2 separate regions of the Homo sapiens genome follow, and region 2 is linked to region 1. The links are chromatin loops, found by intact Hi-C in ENCODE. Cell type or tissue: dorsolateral prefrontal cortex. All regions are shown on one strand.

Evidence for each region. A loop is a pair of places that touch in the nucleus more often than their neighbours do. Peaks named below come from ENCODE experiments on the same cell type or tissue, not always from the same donor. Only the 100,000 strongest peaks of a DNase experiment are listed, where the experiment ranks them.
Region 2: it touches region 1 in a loop (4-fold over the local background); 5 of 110 quality-filtered maps call a loop at or near these places.

What each region holds. Positions count from the first base shown.
Region 1 is chr4:16,514,773-16,518,772 of GRCh38, forward strand. The region is part of intron 5 of LDB2 (LIM domain binding 2); the gene reads right to left. All of the region lies in intron 2 of LOC105374505 (a long non-coding RNA gene), which reads left to right. Among named protein-coding and RNA genes, the nearest start is that of TAPT1-AS1, 290 kb to the left of the region's middle. In dorsolateral prefrontal cortex, a CTCF peak has its summit at 2,217 (motif pointing right); a DNase peak (open chromatin) is centred at 2,219; H3K4me3 peaks cover 275 bases; H3K27ac peaks cover 2,313 bases.
Region 2 is chr4:16,635,268-16,639,267 of GRCh38, forward strand. All of the region lies in intron 2 of LDB2 (LIM domain binding 2), which reads right to left. Among named protein-coding and RNA genes, the nearest start is that of LDB2, 260 kb to the right of the region's middle. In dorsolateral prefrontal cortex, no CTCF peak of the experiment used is centred here; no DNase peak of the experiment used is centred here; H3K27ac peaks cover 1,816 bases.

The DNA of each region.
Region 1 (4,000 bases):
TCAATCTTGCTTACTTTGATGTCCTTTTTGAAATCTAAAGTGTTAATATGGAAAAACCTGTGAAAAAGGCAAGATTACTATAGAGTTAACTCCATATTCCAACATTATGAAGACTCTGTGTGCATTACTCTGTTAAGAATTCCTTGCTGATCCCACTACAGGGTATATCCCCAAATGAAGATAAATCCTTCTACCAAAAGGACACCTTTACTCATATGTTCATTGCAGTACCACTCACAATAGCGAAGACGTGGAATCAACCCAAGTGCCCATCAGTGGTGGATTGGATAAAGAAAATGTGGTACACATTCACCATAGAATACTACACAGCCATAAAAAAGTACAAAATCATGTTCTTTGTAGTAACATGGATGCAGCTGGAGTCCATTATCCTAAGTGACTGAACACAAAACCAGAAAACCAAATACTGCATATTCTCACTTACAAAAGAGAGCTGAACATTGGGTACATATGGGCACAAAGATGGGAACAATGACACTGGGCACTCCAAAAGCAGGAGGGAGGGTTGAAAAACTACCTATCAGGTACTATGTTCACTATTTGAGTGACGGTGTCAATAGAAGCCCAAACCTCAGCATCACATAACATGCATGTGTCACAAACCTGCACATGTACTTCCTGAATCTAAAATAAAAATTGTAAAAAAAGATGCTTTGCTACTACAAATCAAAGTGTAAGTTACAGACTACTTCATTGCCTTTCCAAGCCATCAGTGCTCACCAGACCAAAAGGAGTGAAAGATTCCACAGTCATCTGTGCAAGTAGATTTAAGAGTGGGTTATCCCTCAAAGAAGTACCACTGCATCTATTATTAAGCAAGAATGGTAAGAAAAGCTTCAGAGAAATCCTAAAGACTAGGAAACATTTTAGAGTATTTTTTTTAGTATTTAAAACAGTTAAAAATCTTTTCAACATTTTCAAATTATTTTCATTTGGTTCATTTACCACTTATTGTAAATGAGCTTATGCTGGAGATAAAATACATGGGTGGAGTGGAACAAACATGGATTTACAAGCTAAGAAGTCTAGGTATGGATTATTTATTTATTTATTTATTTTATTATTTATTTATTTATTTATTTATTTTTTTGAGACAGTCTCGCTCTGTCGCCCAGGCTGGAGTGCAGTGGTGTGATCTTGGCTCACCGCAAGCTCTGCCTCCTGGGTTCACACCATTCTCCTGCCTCAGCCTCCTGAGTAGCTGAGACTACAGGCGCCCGCCACCACGCCCAGCTAATTTTTTGTATTTTTTTTAGTAGAGACGGGATTTCACCGTGTGTCCAGGATGGTCTCAATCTCCTGACCTCATGATCTGCCCACCTCGACCTCCCAAAGTGCTGGGATTACAGGCGTGAGCCACCACGCCCAGCCTAGGTATGGATTTTGACTCTCACTAGATATGCATCCTTGGGTAAGTTATTTAAAAACACTGGGTTTCAGTTTCACCTGCAAAACAATACCCATCTTATATACTGTTGTGAGAATTTGAGTTAATATGTCTAATGCATGACTATTTAATAATCTGTAGATATTATTAATTATATATTAGCAAGCATGCATAGGTTGCAATACAAACTACATTTCTATTACTTTACATCAACAAACAAACATTTATTGAGCTTCCTCCTAAGTATCAAGCATTCTGCTCGGTGCTGGGGACACAAAAATGAGAATAACACAATCTCTGCCCTTAGAGGGAATCCTTAAAAATGCTTTAAGTATATTAACAAAACTATCCTGTCTTAGGAAATCACATTCTTCCAAAGCAAGTATTTTTCATTGTACGACAAGGTAGACGGTGGGGGTGACCTGTTTGGACCTAGAAAGGACTATCAGCATTGGGCATGCTATAAAATGGGAGAGTTACACTTATTGTGAGGACCCATGAGCTCATTGTCTTTTCCTTTTTTGCAGTGACTTTCCTCTCTGGGTTTTCAGCAACATTTCTTTTTCAGGTGCTAATCCTCAAAATTTATCCCTTTCCCTTTAATGTAAAAATATCTTCCCATCGCTGTAACCCACCCCAAAGGAGCTTGCATCTCTGAATGCTAATCGAGAATCCCCAAAGTCATTTTTCTTCCAGTGGAGAGTCCGGGGCTGGAGAGGCAGCCCTCCCCTTATTCATGTATGCAAATGAGGCTTCTTCTCTGCTGCAAAGATGCAATGGCTTTGCTGGGCTCTGTGCTGTAGGTGGCAGAACTAACTCAGATAAGAGCCTGTCTTCTTTGGCAGTAAGCCAGTGCATCTTGGCAACAGCAAAGGCCTAGGGCATTATGAAATGAAATCAGGAAGCAGGTTTGGGGAGTGGGTTCCCTTAGTTGCTAGTCAAATCCGTTGGGAGCTGCCATTCCTACCCTCCCTGAGGTCTGAGACCCTCAAGAGAATCTGGTGAAGGCTATACAGCCTGTCTTTCAAATTTTGTACAAAATTTCTGGTGGTTGTTGAATCCTCTATAGCCCCATCCATCGACTCTAGGAAGAGTCCCCTGTTTGTAATAAGTATGAGCCAGGTTACAAGATATATGCCTTTTCCTCATTACCCCACTCCACATACACATAAAAAAAACACCAGTCAAATGCACATTATAGAACTGAGCATAATAACACATGGTCCTTTGATGTTGAAAAAAACTAATCTGCACAGTCAGGACAGCTACAAAGTGCCCACTGGACTTTTTCCCTTTGCCTAAAAAGAAAGGCCAAAGACAACATGTCTGCAACATCTGCAGCAGCCTGCATGCAGGCTTGCACTTTTGTTTGGTCTCTTCCTGGGGTAGTACCGGAGTGAAGAATACCATGAGGAATCCCAGGACGCTGTGGAAAGGGAAGGGATCAGCAAGGCCCGAGATCCCTCTTTGAATATAAAACCCATAAACATGGTGTCCCTGTCAAGTCCAGATAGGATCCCTAAGAAAGCCATTGTTCATCCTGGCAAAGTTCCAAGGACACCTTTTTGCAGATTTAGTGAATGTTTTAGGTTGAGCTTGCTCTCCTATGCTTCTGACCTCTTTTTTCTGGAGATTCTGGCCCCAACACTGACCCTTTGGTATGAAATTTTGTAATCACAACAGGAACTTGATGAATGAGTGGATGGATGGATGGATGGATGGATGGATGGATGGATGGATGGATGGATAATAGATAGCTTGGCCAGATTTATAGCAAGGAGTCATTTGTTAATGACAGACAAATCAGGCATGGTCCTGTGTGCTCTGAAGTGATGAATTTGTTCATTTGATGAATAAATGATTGTCTCCTGCATGCAAAATGCTTTGCACAATGCATATGTATGTCCTGGCCAGGCAGGAAGCTCTTAGTTCAGTCCCAGGATTCCTGCCTTTTCATATTAACAGAGGACCTAACAAATGTAGACAGTGCAGTGTTTTGCTCTTGTTTTGCTTTTCATCTGACAGTTCTCCTGGAGAAATTTGATTCTTTTCACTACACACTCATACCCATTCTTCTGGGGCATCTCATTGCCCGAATCTCAGGAACAGGTGGTGCTTGTCAGAGTTGGCTGTGAACTACAAAGCAGTATTTGATTATCTCCCAATCTAGGCTCTGTCTACCATCAACATTTTAATTCCATGTTTTTTGTGTGACATCCTATGGCCTTGAACCCTCTACTCTTTGTATGTAGGTCTCTTCAGAGTTGCTAGGTCAACGCGTTGCTCAGACCTTTGCTTGTGTTGTTTTTTTTTTCGCTTTTAAAAGGCCTTCTCTCCTCTTTCTCAGTCATCTTAACTAGGATTTGGCAAACTATGACCTGTGGACTAAATATCCGTGCTTTCTTACTGTCTATAGCTGCTTTTGTGCTACAGCAAAGCTCAGTAGTTGGACAGCCCACAAATTAAAAAATACTCACTATCTTGTCCTTCACAGAAAGTTTGTTGACCCTTGAACTAAATCGGTACTATTCCAAGAAGGTGGCTGCAAATGACTTGTTACGTCTCCATAATAGGATAAAGAGCTTGAGGCAG
Region 2 (4,000 bases), 120 kb after region 1:
TAACCCAGAACTTAAAGTATAAAAAAAAAAAATTGAGTCACCCACATCCCTGTCCTTTCAATAGTTGTCACTTACACCAAGATAGTAAATGGATTCCAGCTCATGAATTAAATTCAAATGGTTGGGAGTCAGAGCTTGAGTCCCGTGTTGAGAAGGATTCTGGAGCCAAGACAAGGATACCTTGTATTATCATCAGTTAAAAGAGTTTAAAGATTGACTTTGGGCGTTTGCTTTAGACACAGGTGAAGGGAGTTATCCATGCAAACCCTATATTTGCTGTTCTTGGTTTGTGCTATAATGCAGTCATGCCCTTAAGGACTGTTGAAAGATGTGTGGGGATGTTTTGTCTATAGCAAACCATTACAGAGTTTATGCTTTTGAATTCTCATGCTGGGGGAGAAGGAAAAGAAAAAAAAATAATAAAAATAGATCCCATACCTCTCTTTTTGTTACACCATCACCTGACTCTTTTTGTGCAGGTTTGCCCTTGGTAGCTACTCCACCCTCCTATATGTGCTGTTTCTAATCTTCTATCAGTTAGCAAACCATGTAATCAAGCCCTTTGGAAAGAGTCAATATGATTCCAGGTCAGGGCTCACGGTCTATAGTATAGGTGAAATGTAAGAGCTTTGCCTCGCTGGATTTGTTGTTTCTGTTTTGGAGGCTCTGGTCTTCATTTTTAATGTCCTAGTTTCTCAGGTGTCTTCTAGACGAGTGGAGGCTCTCACTGAGAAGTGGCCAATAGAGATTGATTATATAAGTGATGGGCCATGTAGAACATTTGCAGAGTTAAGGATTGTTTTATATGAAGGCATATGCCATATAAAACACCACCACAAATTACTAAAGACCCAGTTGAGTTACACTGGGGCAAATCCTAAAAGTCATCGTCATGTTATCCCAGTTTTACAGAAGAAACTGCTAAGGCTCAGGGAGCTGCGGTGGCCTGCTTAGGACCACACCACAACGTCAGTGACAGAGCTGAGCTTCCAGTCCACTTGGGTGCATAAGGAAAACCACACAAATGTGTGGAAAAAAAGCCTTTATCATTCTCTGCTGCTCCAGCCACAGCCAGGATGTATTTTCTCCTCTTCTCCCAAATTACTAGACCAAAGAAACCAGAAATGGAGAGCTGCAAAGATGACACCTAACAGGCAGTAGGCCCACGGTATCATACCTCAATGCCAGTCTGTCGAGTAGATTAAATGCCTTATGGTTCTGATGGCACTCTAGTTACTTAGGAGATAAGTTGATCCCTAGACAATAAGATTGTCATTTACCTGCAGAGCCTTCAGGCTGTATGACAACTTATATTTATGTATTTTGTTTTCAACTCTGCATCTTTATTCTCTGAGGTTCATAATAGGAATAATTTCATTACAGCAAATCCTCTTACATTTGGACTAAGGGAATGTGGGGGTGGGGGACAAGAGGGGCAGTCTGAATTGGTGAGAAACCTAAACCAATTCAAGAGATAACATGTTTTTTAAATTTGTAATTTATCTGCCAGCAAAAACAAAAAGAACAAAAAGCTCTGAAGCAGCTGGGTGTCAAAGCAGTTCAAATAGGATTTGCAAAAAGAAGCACTGAGAAGCCATTGAGAAGGAAAAGCAATACAATTGCCCAAGATTTTAAGAAGCACTATCTGTGTTGTATTAAAGTTTACTCTGCAATTTGTACTCCCTGATAACAAAAATTTTCCAGATAGGACTCCAGTTGGATCTGCCTTCATTGAAATCAGAAATCCCCATCTGATCACAAACAATTTAGGTGCGGAAATTCCTCAAAGCCATTTTGCTCTAGGAAAAACAAAGGCTCCTACTGTCTTCTTGCTGTAAATCACTGGCTTTGGAAACACTTTCTTTAGTCTGGCCCAACCCAGGGAAAATATTCACAAATTCTACTTTTGTGGAGTCTAAAGGAAGGAGGTTTAAGTTACAAAACTGGATTGTTTTTCTCCACTTAACATAAGCAATCCCAATTCTTTGTGAGAAAGGCTTGAATGCTCTATGGAAGTTCTTGCCTAGGCTGATTTTTTTTTTTTTTTTTTTTTTTTTGCATTTCCTCTCCTCATAGAGCAGGTGTCTTTTTCTCTAAGTGGTTGAAAGAGAGCTGTTATTCATAAGCAATTATGTGGGTGCTTAAATGATATGATGTGGCCACATAGTAAAGTCAATGATGACTCATTCATTAATTCCACAAGTCTTTACGGAGTACCCACTCTGAGCCAAGTGCAGGGCTGGCTACGTGGTCAACCAGTGCTCCCCATCTGTCCTCTTGGGGTTTAAAACGGACTCAACAACAAGCAGATGTTGCACAAATTAATATATAGTAATTAATTGTAACAAAAGCTACCAAGAGAAGCCCTGGATGCTCAGAGAACATAATGGGGAGACTTAATTAAGATAGGGGTGTCAGGACAGACTACAGAAAGAAGAATGGAAATAATGTGGCAGGGACAACAGCAGGAGAATAAACCATTCTTTAATATCTTAATTATGAAGACTTCTTCTTCCATTCTTCTATTAGAGTCCACCAAGAGAGGGTCATAGCAGATGCATGGCAGATGCTTGAGATTAGAAGTTGAACAAAGCACATCCTCTGTCAAAAGAGAGGGGGCACAGGGTACTGCATTCTGGAGCCAGGTGCCAGGCTCCACATCCTGGCTCTGCCACTTGCCAGCAGGACAGCTTGAGCAAGTGGCTTCACCTCTCTGTGCTTCATTTATTTATTTTTAAAGCACGATATTAACTGCACTCACCTTGTAGAATTAAAGGGCCTTAAGGATTAAACGAATGAAAAACATAAAATGCTTACTAGAGTAGTCCCTGGCACATGAGAAGGGCTCCATGATTGCAAATGACTGAAGAGTCATGAGAATGCAAAGAAGGGAACTATGGATTTTGCTAGAAAATGTATTAGAAAGGGGTTCAGCATTGCAGGAAATAAAAAGCAGGATACTACGCAAAGACAGCCCCACACTTTCACTTGGTACTTCCTGGCTTCCTACTCTTTGTGGTGTTGAATGGGCACAGTGACATCCTCAAGTGCTGTAACTGATGCATGTTTCTTACAAATGAGCGTTCACCGTTCAGTAGCACAAGGGGGTCTGGAGAAAACGCTTTGGAAGTATTTGCTGAATGAACGTACGAATAGAGCTTAGAAGTCACCTTGTCCAACGCAGCCCGATCCAGCTCAGATTGCTTGGAGAGCAGGGAACCTCTGGGAAAGGAGGAATGAATATCTCAAGCAAAACCCAAAGAACTTCAAAAATGAAATGGAGATAGGCACACTTAAATGGGATCCAGTGTGTCAACACTTTATTTTCTAATTAATTTGTATTGCTTCTGTATTTTACAACCCTTTTTATACCGTAGATTTAAAGTCTGCATCTCCTTTCATTGATGTATTCATTCAGCAAAAACATATCCAGTGAATAACTTCTACCTGCCAAGCACTGTGCTGGGTACTAGGACATAAAGGTAGGCACCTCACTCTTCCTGCTTTCGAGGAGTTTATCATCTGGTACTTGGCACAAACAAGGGCACAGATTGATACACTAAGACAAGAGCAATGTGTCCTGTGATAGAAACCAACACGGGTTTTGTGGGAGCACAGAGATGCAATCTCCAATTTGGAATCGGTAAGATCCTTTTTTAATGCTCTGTTAAAATTAATTAAATATTAAGAGGGAAATTTAACATTTCCCTATTAAAAACAGAGAAACATTCCCTGATGTTGCAAAAAGAGTAGTTGCAAAAATAACTCAGGCTTGGATCTTTCAACTTTTGAATCAAGTTTCAGAGCAAAGTTTGAGAGCTTTTATAAAGTTTGCCAAAGGAGAAGAATAAACTAAGTATTATAATCCTTACTTGGTTTCACATTTTTCCCCCTGAATGATTATATGTAGAATTCACTCTAGGTAAAATGTTTCTGATGTTGTCTGGGAGAAAACAATGGTTGCCCAATTTCTGTTGCCATGTAAAATAATTTAAAGGTT